Regions from separate parts of the Homo sapiens genome. Here region 2 is linked to region 1. A link is a contact called in ENCODE Hi-C data. All regions are on one chromosome and are shown on one strand. The core of a region is the stretch at or near the end of the contact, and the rest is flanking DNA. Distances in the headings are between cores, read along the strand shown.

Region 1 (6,817 bases), core at 90-2,589:
CAGTTGTTTGTCCATCTAAAGTATATATTTACATAGACTGCGGGGTGGAGGAAGTAGAACAAAAAAGAGGCAAATTTTAACCTAGAGTACTCAAAGTGAACAGTAAATAGTTCAAGTATTCTTGATAACAATAAGCCACGTGGCACATGTAACAACTACTTTAAAAGTTACTCTAACTTTTACAAAGTTCACATAAAAAGCTATCTCAAAAATCCCAGGAGCCTAAATTCAGTCCATGAACTTTATTTGTTGTGCCATGTTAATTTATGGAGTCTAAATTTCAAGGGCAGAATTTCTTCTCCAATACCTGTAGATTCAAAGACAAAGACAAGGGATCCCACCACTTAGTGTAAGTTTCTCAGTATCTTCTTTCCACTCGACAATGACAAAGTTTTATCAAATGGACCCTTGGGAGTTTGACTTCTCCTCACTATGAATGGTTTGCTTATTGCATGCTAATGTAGAAAAGTTCTCCCACAACTGATCTGCTTAGGGACAGTGTCCCTGGTGCCCTGGGTCAGCCTTTGTAAACAGAACAGGCTTTTCTGTATGCCTTTGAATATGGTCTTTCCGTTTTCTCAAAATTGTAGTGTACTCTGCACATGGTGGGTAGAAACACCCTTCCAGATTTTCTTCCTTGGCCCAAGATCATCTAGGTCTTATGCAATTCACAGGGGAAAGGAGTAGTATGCAGGACATGCGTAAATTCTCCTTACCATGTGGTTCTTTCACATTGCTGTTCCTTTAAGAGAACTCTTAGGCAATTCGGCATATGAAAATGCAGCCTATTGTCAAATTTGTGAATTATAAAGCGTTCCGACCCCACAACATTGTATATTTTGTTTGCTTGTTTCTGTCCGCCCCAACATTTAGAAGTCTGGTACTTAGTAGGGACTGGGCTGGGTAGAAAAAGAATGCGGTCTTAATTCCCACAACCCTGCCTCCTTGAAGTAGGTGAATCCTAAGCCTTTAGAAACGAACCCCCAGAAACCCTAAAACTTAAACCCTCAGAAACCTTGAGGGTCCTAAATAACCTTGTTTGTGAAACTTCGCAGGAAGCAGCCGGTCGTGGAGTCGCAGAGGCTCCAGCGGTCTGGGCAACCTGGAGGGCAGTGGCTCGGCGGGGCGCGCGGGGTTCTAGCGAGACAGGTGCGCGGCCGTGCGCGCCTGCGTGCCGGTCCCTCCTGAGCCCCGCGGCGGGCGCGACCCCGGACGGCGGACTGCAGGCGCTCCACGCCGGGTTTTCCGCCGCTCTCCTAGCACAGACAGTCCCACAGCAGCCCCACAGACACACACGCTCGCGCCCGCGCCTCCTCGTCTGCACTTCAAAGCGAGTGGCGCCCGGCTGCGCCGGGGGGATGGCACTGCGAGGTGGCGGGGCCCCCGGGGCAGAGCTCGAGGGGAAGGACGCGGCGGGTGGCACGGACAGGGACAGGCTTTTGCAATTCGGAATCTTTTCGTAAGGGGGTTGAGGAGGAGCCAGGCAGCGCCGAGGGCCGAGAGGGGCGTGAGGGGGAGTGTTCCCGGAAAGCTGCGGCGTTGGAGCCGCGCTGCGCCTGCCGCCCGAGGAGTTGAGAAAGAAAACAGGAAACGTGGTGGCCGCGCACCCGGCCGCGGCTGATTCATTCACTTCAAGTGCCGTGCAGAAGGCTCGGCAGGCGGGGCGGGCGTGGGGCCGCGGCTCCGGGTTGGGGACCGAGGAGATCCGGCTGTGGACCAGACGCTCCTCTGCGGGGCGGGCACCCAAGCGCGCTCGCCACCCCCTCGCCATCCGCTAGAGCCGGGCTCCTGGACTGGGACTCGGGCCCGCCGCACAGTTGAAAAGTCGCATAGTGGTTTTTCCGCTCGCGTCGCTGTGTGAAAGTTGGCTCGCCGCTCTTTGCACGCCCTCCCTGGAGGCCGACCCGAGACGCCAAGCTGGAGAGACCGTGCCTCCCCGAGGCCGGCCGCCCCGCGAGCACAGCCTCCGCCCCCGTTGCACTGCCGGGCTGGGCAATATGAAGGAGCAGCCCTCATGTGCCGGCACCGGGCATCCGAGCATGGCGGGGTATGGCAGGATGGCCCCCTTTGAACTCGCTAGCGGACCCGTGAAGCGCTTGAGAACTGAGTCCCCCTTTCCCTGTCTCTTCGCAGAGGAGGCCTACCAGAAACTGGCCAGCGAGACCCTGGAGGAGCTGGACTGGTGTCTGGACCAGCTAGAGACCCTACAGACCAGGCACTCCGTCAGTGAGATGGCCTCCAACAAGGTAAGCCCCGGTTCTGCTGTCACTGGTGCCCCCAGGCTGCTGATTCCCATGCCGGCGAGCCACTGGTACCCATAGCCCCGGGAAATAAATTGAGAGGTTTTTTAGGCTTACTGCATGTTGGCTATTCTGCTCCTTAGAGGGAGGTTCCTGTTTCCTTGCTTTGCCTCCCCTAGTCACGCCAGATAAACATTTTCCAAAAGCAATTTGACGTGCTAAATTTAAGTATCTCCCAAGACACAGGGTTCCTAAGTAACACTGAGCCCTTGCAGCAGAAACCCAGTAGGGTCCATGGGCATTGCATGTTTAAAGGTGTTCTTGGGATTCCCGGTTGAAAATAAGAATTGGTGGATGTCTGTGAAATCACTTGAATGTCACCACCTAGGGCACTCAAACTCAGAAGAGTTCATCGAACTTGGAACCTTCACCCTAATTCATCTAGTTGTCAGGGTACCCCGCAAGAACTGAGCCTTTATATATTCAGTTGGCCATACATATCCGCAGGAAACATTAACAGAGTTAGAAGGTTCCTTATGATCATTACTTTTGTTTCCATTAATCTTGGAAAGAAAGCCCAGTTTTTTGAGGTCATTTAGTACAAGGAGGCTTCAACTAGGCATCTGTGCCATATGTGCTAAGGTGCTGGTCTTGGCAGTTAATGGAGTTTTGAGGGCTGAGAAGTAACCTTCAGCCTGGGACAGCCTTAAAATAGCACGGAAGGCAAGGTATAGTGTTTTCAGTTTTGCTGTATTTTTTGGATTTCCTGTTCTTTTTGTCTTTAGTTATGCAAGGAGATAATTGGAATTGTGTATGTTTTTAGTGGCTATTTGCCTGTGCATGTCGTATGCAGATGGCTGAAGGATTCAGCCAGTAAGGACTGGTAATGTTGTGAGACAATTAGTAATAGTTGCCTCGTCAAGATATTTAAGTATTTTTGGCCACCTATTTACAAGGTCAAGAAGGTTATATTATCTTACAGTTCATCTATGTGCACATATCTTTAAATGAGTGATGCTTTTTTTTTTCTACCTTTCTATGGTTTTTATCCCACCTGTTCTCATGCAGTTTTTACAAAAAGGCCACGGCATAACAGCCACTTGATTGTCTTATCTATTAACAGTGCTTTTGTAGGTAGCATTGTCAAGTGAAAAGTTGGCTTCAAATAAATAAAAGGGGCTCTGTAGACACGGCCAGCAGATACTAACCTACCCATATGCACACTGACCTACCCATGTCCACACTGATGATCAATTTTTTTGTCATTTGTGCCTCATTTCTAAATTTGGCACAGCTCCTCATCAGAATGACCAATTATTGCTCTCTTACTGGGACTTTTACCCCCTGCTGTAGCATTAGGCACCTTTATTCTCATCTGAGTAACAAATTCTTAGTTTTATAAAATATAGTTTGTTTTCATAATTTGATTCTCAATAGCAGTAGACATATGCTGAATATGTCCAGTGTCCTAACTGCTAAATGGGAGCACTTTGCCATGGGCCTGAGTTCTTAATTCTATTGTGTGGTTGATTCTGTGTAAGAAAATGAAGAGCAGAATCAAAAGCCACTTAGCAATGTGCAAGCATTAGTGTATATTTTCAAGGTGATTCGACAGTAGTTTTTCAGCTAAATGAATTTGAGCAGCTAGTTACTTTCCCTAAAATCCATATTCTTAATGTTGAGATCTATGTTTGGATTTAAAACTGAATGTGAAATTTAATAATGTATTGTAAATGACTTCAGCTGTCAAGGAATTAATCTATACGTTAAGATTTAAAAATTTTTTAGGTCATAATAATTGCCTAAAATGATTCCTTTCTTTTAAAGGCACCAGATAAGACAGGGATTTAAAAAAAAAATCTTTATTATGAAGGCCCCAGATTAGACTTTGAGTTAATTTACAGGTTTAATAGGAGAGGTTGGTCTGTTTGGTTAAAATGAAATCTAGGTAAAGTGAGAAGATAATTTTTTCAAAATGTAGTCATTCTAGCAATGTTTATGTCTTGTGGCTGAAAAATTAGGATATTTTTTCCTAGCCCACGACAGAGCTGAATTGAAAAATTATTGCTGTCACACTAATTTTTAACATTAAACTTAGCTCAGCTTAAGCTGTTGCTTAAACTTTTAATGTCCAAGCCATTCGTGTCTTCTTTAACTTATTTATTTCTAAATCAGTGCTAAGCTTACATGACTGTTATAGACAAAAAAGGGTTAGCACAGAAAGAAAAAAAAGCTCTTGCTAAAGGTTGTAAAGTTACCCTTCTTCTTCATAACAAGGGCATGAATAAGCCACATCCACAAAAGCTGTAAACTGAGTTGGAGCAGCTGATCGGAAGGCCCCTGTGAGTGTTGCCACACCTTCAGTCTGAACTGGAAATGTGTACAGCTTGCATCATCTCCACTCAGTTATTTGATATTTCTTGAGTATGAATGAATGAGTCAGAAACATTGCTTTTCAGTTGTTAGTTTTATTACCATCCATTCTTTTTACATACACGTGTTCAAACTGATATTTTCAGTTTATTCTCCTTTAGCCTTTGAAAAATTATGACAGTTTTCTGTGTTCTCTCTTGAGGTTTTAAAAAATTTACTCTAATAGATTGAAAAGCACAATAAAAACACTAGTAAGAGATCAGGATTTTTAAATGGTGATAGAGAATACTTATTATGGAGATGGATTTAGGTATTAGGAAGGAGGAAACTGATTCCTCAAACCCATTTAACAAACTGGGTTAACACATTATTTCTGTTTCTTAGACTTCTCAATAAAAGGCATCTTAGCCAATTAGCAGCTTTTAAATGATGCTCTAGGAGCAACTAGCTGTATTTCCTGTATTGGTATTATATATGTTTCTTGCTTGTTGATGGCATTGAAGCAGGAAAATTATTGAATTCTTGGCCAAGGCTAGGGTTGGCTGTAACACATGTAGGATGCTTGTACCAAGTAGGGTAAGAGATTCCAGATGGCATTTAATTTGAGTGATTAAATCTATGGCATTTACCCTTATAAGCACATTAATCTGCCTGAGATTTGTACAGATTTCCTTTGGAACCTCATTGCTACAATTGAGGGTAATTTTAGTGAGGTCTCAAAGCTTTGGAGGCAGGCAAACCTGGAAGTTGAATTATGGTTTTGTTTCTTGCTAATGGAGTTACATTAGAGAAATGACTTCAATTTTTTTTAGCTTCAGTTTCCTTAGCATACAATGGGCACCATAATAACTATCTTGAAAAGTCAGTGTAAGAGTTCCAAAGAATATATACAAAAGAGCTAGCTAATATAGTATCTGACAATAGTAGGCACTGTATCTGTTGTTATTGCTATTATTTGGGTTTTAGGTCAAACTTCATTGGTTGCCTACGTGGCTAAAATGTCTTTTTACCATTCGGTTGTAATTTATACCAGACACTTCAAGTTTGATGGATTTTTATAATTCTTAGATAACTGTCTATAGCGCACATTTCTGTATCATAAAAATGCTTAAATTATATTTACAGTTTTTGTGGTATAATACAGACATGAACATTCTGAAGTTCTAATTAGAAGTTTAGGCTTTTCTTAAATTCCAGTTACAGAATGCCAGACAGAAGAGCTAACTAAGTACTTTTCCTGTTTTACTCTAAAACTGAAAATGCAGACCTTACTAATTTTTAGAACATGTGAAATGTAATAAGGGTTAGTGGTCAATGTGCCTTTTCAGTAAAACACCTTTTAAGCAGAATAGTTTCACCATGTTTTTGGTTACCTTTCTCTCATGGAAAGTATATTGAGGATGGGAGTCAGTAGAGAGGAGAGCAGGACAGCGGCCTGGGCCTCAGGGCTTTCAAGGATTATGCTATGGAACCCTGTAACGTTATCCTCTTGTGACCTAATAATGCACATTTCACCAGGCCTTCCCTGTAAGTTCAGTGAGGTTCAAAGGAGAAAACGAAATCATTTTGAGTTATTCCCAAGACATATCACTATAAAAATGTATTTTGTTTCTGCTCTAATTTTGGGGGCAGTTTGAGGTTTGGCATGGCTGGAAATGACTGTGTTTCAAGCTGAAAGTCTGTCTTGAAGTTAGAATCCAGACCCTTTCTAAGAGACTTCAGATTTTTCTATACTTCATTCCAAATATACTTAGGCCAGCTTTACAAATGTGGTCATGACTTCTTTATGGAATTTATTTTGTGTATTTGGCTTTTGGCAAACCTCTCTAGCATGTTTCTGTTGCCTATAAATTAAATTGCTTTGCTGGGTGCTTTGTCTCAGAGCTTTCTCTGGCTGCTCCCCCTACTGCTTTGTAATAGTCAATGCAGAACATATAGTAGGACTTTTTGTTGATGTATTTTCTTCTGGGCAAGAGGGGTGTTATAACAAATATAGGATCTTCATAGAAGTGGCTAAATCTTAAGATATTTCCACATTATGCAACTACAGTGTAACTCAACAGATATAAATGTTAAACTTTTGCTAAGAAGGAAACTAAGTTAATTGGAAAAGGCATGTTAGTTTTATAGAGAGAAAACAGCCTCAGTTGTTTTCTACATTAACATATTAAATCTTAGATTAAAAAAGTGTTAATATGCCTAAA
Region 2 (6,772 bases), core at 3,774-6,273, 1.7 Mb before region 1:
GACTTCAAACTGGAGCTATACCATTGGCCCTGTTTCTCAGATCTTTGAACTTGGACTGCAAATACACCATCATGTCTCCTGGGTTTTCAGTTTCCCAACTACAGATCTTGGGACTCATCAGGCTCCATAGTCATGTGAGCCAGTTCCTTTTAATAAATCTCTGTCTGTTTTTGTCTCTTTCTGTCTGTACATATATGTATATTATGTACATATATGTTCTCTTTTTCTGAAATAGGGGCCTTCTTAGAATTCTGCCTACCATATAAGGGAAACAAAATTCTAAGAGCTTTGTATATATTTCCTCAGTTAAGTCTTTCAACAACCCTATGAAGCAAGTACCATTATTATTTCTATTTTACTGATGAGGAAACTGATAATCAGAGAAGGTGAGTCTTGCTCAAGATTATGTGGGTATTTTCTCATAACACTCTATTACTCATGGAATTCCATGCCTATATTCCTTCAGCTGTCTTCCAAATGGCTTTCCTATCTTCAGAATCTTCCTCCTTTAATTCATCCTATATTTCTTGGCCAGATCAATGTTAATTAAAATTTTTTTTCATTACGTCTCTTTCTGAGGTGTAGAGAATTATACTTCACCATATGTGCTACATGGCATAGCTGCGATGTGTCAGAAATTGAGCTTATTCTCAAATATGAAAATCCATTTAGCTATATTCCTTGGCACAGGTTTTATTATGCTAACTTTGTACTGTAATGGTGTGTGAGGCGGCAGGAGGTGGAGGGGCAATTATAACACAAGTCATGGAGTATGTGCAGATTGTATTTTCCCAAACTCAAAATCTCAGAGGACTTTAATGATAAAAAGTAAGAGTTTTAAAAACAAATTTGATACATTAAAATAAAAATGTAAAAGCTAGCTATTATTTTGTTGCCCATATTCATATGAGAAATGGCAAACAGAATGAATGAATCAAATTGATCTTTAAGAAATGAATAACTTCTAAAGCTTATGTAAGAATACACTACATGAGCAATACATTTGCTCACTCATTTACTCACTCAGTAAATAGTTGTTGAATGCCACTATGTGCCAAGCACCATACCAAGCAAATATGTTTACTTTCTCCAGTGAGGTATTGTAGCAGCTTCCTCAACTGGTTTTCCTGCCTCCTCTCTCACCCTCAATGCCTACCCGAGTCCAGTATCCACGCAATGGCCAGAGTGATTTGGCCAAAATGATTGGCCAAAGATCAATAGAGTGATTGTGATCTGTTTTGATCACTCTGCTGATCAAAACTTTCTAATATATTTTCACTAATTCAGAAGAGGATCAGAATCCCATGGCCCATAATGTGGTCTGAAAGCCCCACTCCACTCTGTATTCAACTCCATCTCCTCCACTGCCCCTTTTACTCCCTCACTTTAGTCAGCACCAACCTCCTTCCCATGTCTCCTGGAAGTTTCTCATGGGCTGCTCATTCTTTCGGCTTAGAAGCTCTTCCCCAGACAACTACCCCTTACTTTACTCAGATCGTCTACACAGATGTCATTTCATCAAAGATGCCTTCTCTGACCACCTGAACCAAAACAGCAACTTCCCCCTACCACCCTCTCCACTTTAGTCTTTTACTTTTCTTCCCAGTACTCAATCACCACCTGATATATAATACATATTTGAATGTATTATAGCTGGCTTGTCATCCCTTCCTCTACTTAGGAGTCAGCTCCTAGAAGCTGCATTTTATCTATTGCATGATTTCAGACTGGAATTATACCTGACACACAGTAGTGTATTCTTACATACTTGCTGAATAAGTGAATGAACAAATGTAAAACCTCGATTTCTTTGAGGCATTTATTTATTTATTTAGAGACAAGATCTCACTCTGTCACCCAGGCTGGAGTGTAGTGGGGCGATCTTGGCTCACTGCAACTTCCACCTCCCAGGTTCAAGCGATTCTCCCACCTCAGCCTCCTGAGTAGCTGGGACTACAGGAGCGTGCCACCACAGCCAGATAATTTTTGTATTTTTAGTAGAGACAGTGTTTTGCCATGTTGCCCAGGCTGGTCTTGAACTCCTGGGCTCAAGTGATCCACCTGCCTTGGTCTCCCAAAGTACTGGGATTATAGGCATGAGGCATCGCTGGATGACACCATTTTATTGACCCTTTTGTAGAGAAATAGTGTGTGTGTTTGTGTTGCGTGAGTGCAGAAGTCTGGGAAGGGTGCTGCACAGCATTGTCCAGCGTTGGGGAGATGTCCCTGGCCCGTGCAATGACTCTTTGTGTCTTCTGATATGTAGATCCTTTGGAAGTATGCCTTTCTAGTAACAGCCATCTTGTCTATGGCTAATAACAGGCTCTTGGGAAATGCTCAAGAAGCTGGCATGATTTTTTTAAAAAAATATATAGTTCTTTTTATTACTGCTATATGCTGGGCACTTTAAATACATGCTGGGCACTATATTTAGCACTTTACATACATCCTTACAACTCTGCAAGATAATCATTAATATTCCCAGTTTACCAGTGAGTAGATGGAAATTAAATAATTAGCTTGAAGTCACTCCACTGGTAAGCAGTACCAGTCATTATTGAAATCCAGATCTATGGAATTTCACAGTCTGTGATACTTACCGAACTAGAAAGCTGCATAATGCTGGACATAATGTTTTGTATCAGATTCTAGTTTCACCACCATGATAGGTGGTGGCAGGTCTCAGACAAGGCTTTAAAATTCCCTTTCTCCTGCTTCTTGTGTCAAGGACACAAGTATCTCTTTATATTCCTTGCCAAGGACAAGAAGATCTCTTCCATGGAGCTTAGAGGTTAAAAGAAAAAAAGTTCTGATAAGGATTCACTTACTGGAAGTAAGAAAAAAATTTTAAATTGCTTTTTCTAATTACAAAAGCAATATATATGTATCATCTCAGGACATTTCTTGGGCTAAATAAAAACCTAAGGCAGCAAATGGGTGGTGGTAGTGGTGTGGTTTTGAGGATGAGAAGAGGTGGTCCAATCCCTTACTTAGATCTTTCTTATGATGTTATAGGGGAGCCAGAGATCACCTCCAAGCTCCCTTTTACCTCTTAATGAGCTCTCCAGTTGTATCTAGAAACCACACTGACACCAGGAAGATTACCAGGAGAAAAGTATACACATTTTATTAGTTTTATGTGCACATGGGGATCTTCACAAGAGAGTGAAGTCTGAAGAAGTGGCCAAAGTAAGATGCTTTTATTCATTTTTTTAGGTAAAGAGAGATAAATTTGAGAAGAAAAGCCATGACAAAGAAAATCTGGTTAAGGTGTTACAGTAGGTAGCTAGTCAGGCATGAGCAGGGCAGGAGAGGGCTCCCCCTCATACACACACACATCAGGAATGTCAGGCAGCCATCAGGTGATGGTCAGGTGGTTGTTAATTGTCTCTCTAAAATAATAGTTGGTCACAGCCGGCACCAGGGAAAGGCAGTCTCCTAATAGAAAACACTTGAACTGTTGATCAGCAGCTTCCCGATAAGATCTTAGGAGTTGGGCAAGTGGGCTCAAGTATGCGCCTGTGGACAGCTCACTCTAAGGGAAGAATCAGGAGAGAAGTAATGCAAAGCCCCAAAAGCAAGACCCCAGAAGTATGCCAACGTATAAAACCCCAGGTCAAAAGGTCAAACTACGCACTAGATCTCTCAAGTCACTGGCTTGGCCCTCTTCCAAGTGTACTTCCTTTCATTCAAAGCTTTTTAATAAACTTCACTTCTGTTCTAATACTTGCCTTGGTCTCTCCTTTTGCCTTATGCCCCTCAGTCGAACTCTTTCTTCTGAGGAGTCAAGAATTGAGGTTGCTGCAGATCTGTAGGAATTCACTGCCTGTAACATACTTTGGGGCCGTGTCTCGGATATGGGCAGCTGCTAACATATTTTGGTGCCCTGTGACTCGAGTTAACTTCCACAGCTCACAAAGGCAGTAACATTTTCTAGGGAGTCACTAGAAGATATATGTAAAAAATCTCCTATATCTCCTAGTGGAAGATAGGGTTACTTCGTTAAGAATGTTTATTCAGGTCCACTGCAGCCTTCAATTCCAAGCCTTTGGTGATAAAGGCTATTTTCTCACCGTGGTAGGGAGAGGATGCCCATCCCAGAGAAATCTTTGTGGCCTGCTGCATCGAAGAGGCAGGTCAGCTTGCCCTTTCTGAAACTACCATTTCTCCAATGTTTTCCGCTCGAAATAATCAATATACCAATTAGGCATATTTTGGAATGGCACACCTTCACTCCTTCAACGTCTTGTCCTGGGTACTTACCGAGATGACCAAATTTGAGTAGGTGTACAGAGTCCTAAGTATATGGAGTTACTTCATTTGTCCCTCTGAAAGATTGCAAATCGGACTAGCAATTCCCAGGGGGAAAATTCTAAGCAGTCAAAAAAGGACTCACAACCCTATTGCCGAGGACTAAAAGTATCAGCCCAATACAAAACATAGAACTCAAATTAAAGGGGAAAAGACTATCATGAGAACAAACAGAAGAGGAATCGGGGCTCCCTTCCCGCTCTTTATTGCCCTTAACACACTGTCTACGCTCCTTGTGCTCTCTATCCCGTTTTTAAATGTCCCTACACTGGTAAAAGCTGTCGCCTCGCTTCATTTCACTACCGCTTCTCCCAGCGTTAGCAGCACCTCCAGGCTCACAGTGCACTTGGTAGGGAGGACAGGTATTTATCCACGCGGCCCAAAGCTGGGTTTCGGTCGCTGGATAACACCTATTATTGACCCTTTTGTAGAGATAGCGTTGCGTGTGTTTGTGTTGCGCGGACGCAGAAATCTGGGAAGGGCGCTGCACAGCGTTTTCCAGCGCTGGGGAGACGCCCCCGGCCCCTTAGTCGCACCTGCCTAGGTGTGCTCGCACGGTGGGACCAGGGTGGGCAACAGATTTCGCCCCGGGCAAGTTCGCACGCGGAGCTCCCAGCGCCGCGGGTCTCGGAGAAGACGCCTGCCTCCCCGCGCATTTCCGGTGACGTGCTGCCGCGCCGCCCAATCAGCGCCCGCAGCCCGCGGGCTTGGGATTCAAACTGCTGCTCCTCCGGCTGGCGGGGATCAGCGCTGGCGCGGCTGCGGCCGCTGCTGCCTACGCGCCATGGAGCATCGCATCGTGGGGCCCGGGCCGTACCGAGCTACCAGGCTGGTGAGTGAGTGTGCTGGGGCCTGGGCGGAGCACCCGGTGCCGCGAGCCCCCACTCAGCGCGCGGACAGAGTGCTTGTCAGTCTTCGCTTCCGCAGGCCAGCGGGGCTCGGGTGTGGAGCATTTCAGCTGGGACTACTGGGGCTGCCTTTTAGTGGACGAGCCTCAAAGAAAGGCTAACGGGGCCCAGAGCTCAGCCGGCCGGGGGTTAGTGCAGCTTTGTCCATGAGATGTTGACTGGGTTCTCGGCAGTAGATGGCGCCTCTCTGTTTAAAGACCCCAAGACCAGGCTGTTCCCTGCCTTTTGTCCTCTGGAATCTAACCGACCCGGTCGGTAACCTGAGGGGCCACCACGTACCCCGTAACGCTCAGCGTTCGCGGCAGTCCAGGCAGGGCGTGTCTCCTTCCTGAGTGACACCTGATGATACCTGACGGGGTATTCGAATAAACGGTGCCCAGAACAGAGGGGCATCGCGCTGGCCGCATTTCCGGCCCCTGGCGTTTCTGTTTCTGTCAGCACCGATCCAGATGAAGAGCTGGCCAGGACAGATGTTTTAGGAGAGTCTTTGCCGACTCTGAGTTCCTGTTTTTTTTTTTTTTTTTTTCTGGGAGAAAAGCTTTGGTATTGAGGTGTACTTGGTCTGCTTTGACTTGGAACAATAAAGGGTGACAGTTTGGTAATGTCTGTGGCAAGTTTTTAGAGGACTTTCTGTGGAAGTGTAATGGTAATTTGGGAGGACAGTAACTTGCTCCTTGGTCTGCCGACCTCTCTGGCCACATTTAACATGGGAATTACTCTCATAGTTCCATGCATTATAATGAATACACAGGAAAAGATGGGAACTAACATCCAAACTCTTACTCAGCTAGACTCATGGAAGAGGTGAGGATGCTGGGATACAGATAATGTAAATAGAGTTTCCTTTTCTTTCCAAAGCCAGCCACACACTATACCAGTAAGTCAAGCCAGAGCTGAGAAGGCCAGCTTCTGGAAGAGAAATCATAGTTGGGGCTGATGGGTCTTTACTTTTTAAATTTGGCTCATAGATCGCTTTGAGAATCTGATGAAGATTAAGGATCTTCTTCACAGAAAACTGCACATGGCACATACTCATGAAATTTTACATGATTTAAGGGGATGGATCGCTTGAGGTCAGGAGTTCGAGACCAGCCTGGCCAACACAGCAAAACCCCGTCTGTACTAAAAATACAAAAATTAGCTGGGCATGGTGGCATGCGCCTATAGTCTCAGCTACTCAGGAGGCTGAGGCAGGAGAATCTCTTGAACCTGGGAGGCAGAGGTTGCAGTGAGCTGAGATCGCGCCATTGCACTCCAGCCTGGGCAACGAGCGAAACTCCATCTCAAAAAAAAAAAAAAATAATAAGGAGATTGGGAGAGTCTGTGACATTGTTTTATTTGGCATAAAGACAAGCATTTTATTTGCTCATCCTTTGGATCAGTAATCTGGGCTAGACTCATGTCAATGGTTCTTTTGTGGAGGTCACTCATGTGCCACAAATAATGTGACTTGGCTATTACTGGATGATGGAAGATGGCTGCTTGACTTGGTCCTGGCTGTTACCTGGGCCAGATATCTCTAACAGGTTATCGGAGGCATCTTCACGTAGTGG

What was found. A loop is a pair of places that touch in the nucleus more often than their neighbours do. Pooled maps may share reads with other maps.
Region 2: a pooled map shows a loop between it and region 1 (11-fold over the local background). The contact joins the promoter of DEPDC1B here to the promoter of PDE4D-AS1 in region 1. A Hi-C loop is called at or near these places in 5 of 50 pooled maps.

The regions. Positions count from the first base shown.
Region 1 is chr5:59,034,288-59,041,104 of GRCh38, reverse strand. It overlaps PDE4D-AS1 (PDE4D antisense RNA 1), which reads right to left and starts at 1,339. Exons shown (of 2, transcript NR_198970.1): 1 at 1,035-1,339. It overlaps PDE4D (phosphodiesterase 4D), which reads left to right. Exons shown (of 15, transcript NM_001104631.2): 6 at 2,134-2,246. RefSeq lists a silencer at 1,901-1,970.
Region 2 is chr5:60,698,417-60,705,188 of GRCh38, reverse strand. DEPDC1B (DEP domain containing 1B) reads left to right here and starts at 5,023. Exons shown (of 11, transcript NM_018369.3): 1 at 5,023-5,143. The coding sequence starts at 5,096. It overlaps LOC124900982 (a long non-coding RNA gene), which reads right to left and starts at 4,949. Exons shown (of 2, transcript XR_007058779.1): 1 at 4,848-4,949; 2 at 3,102-3,535.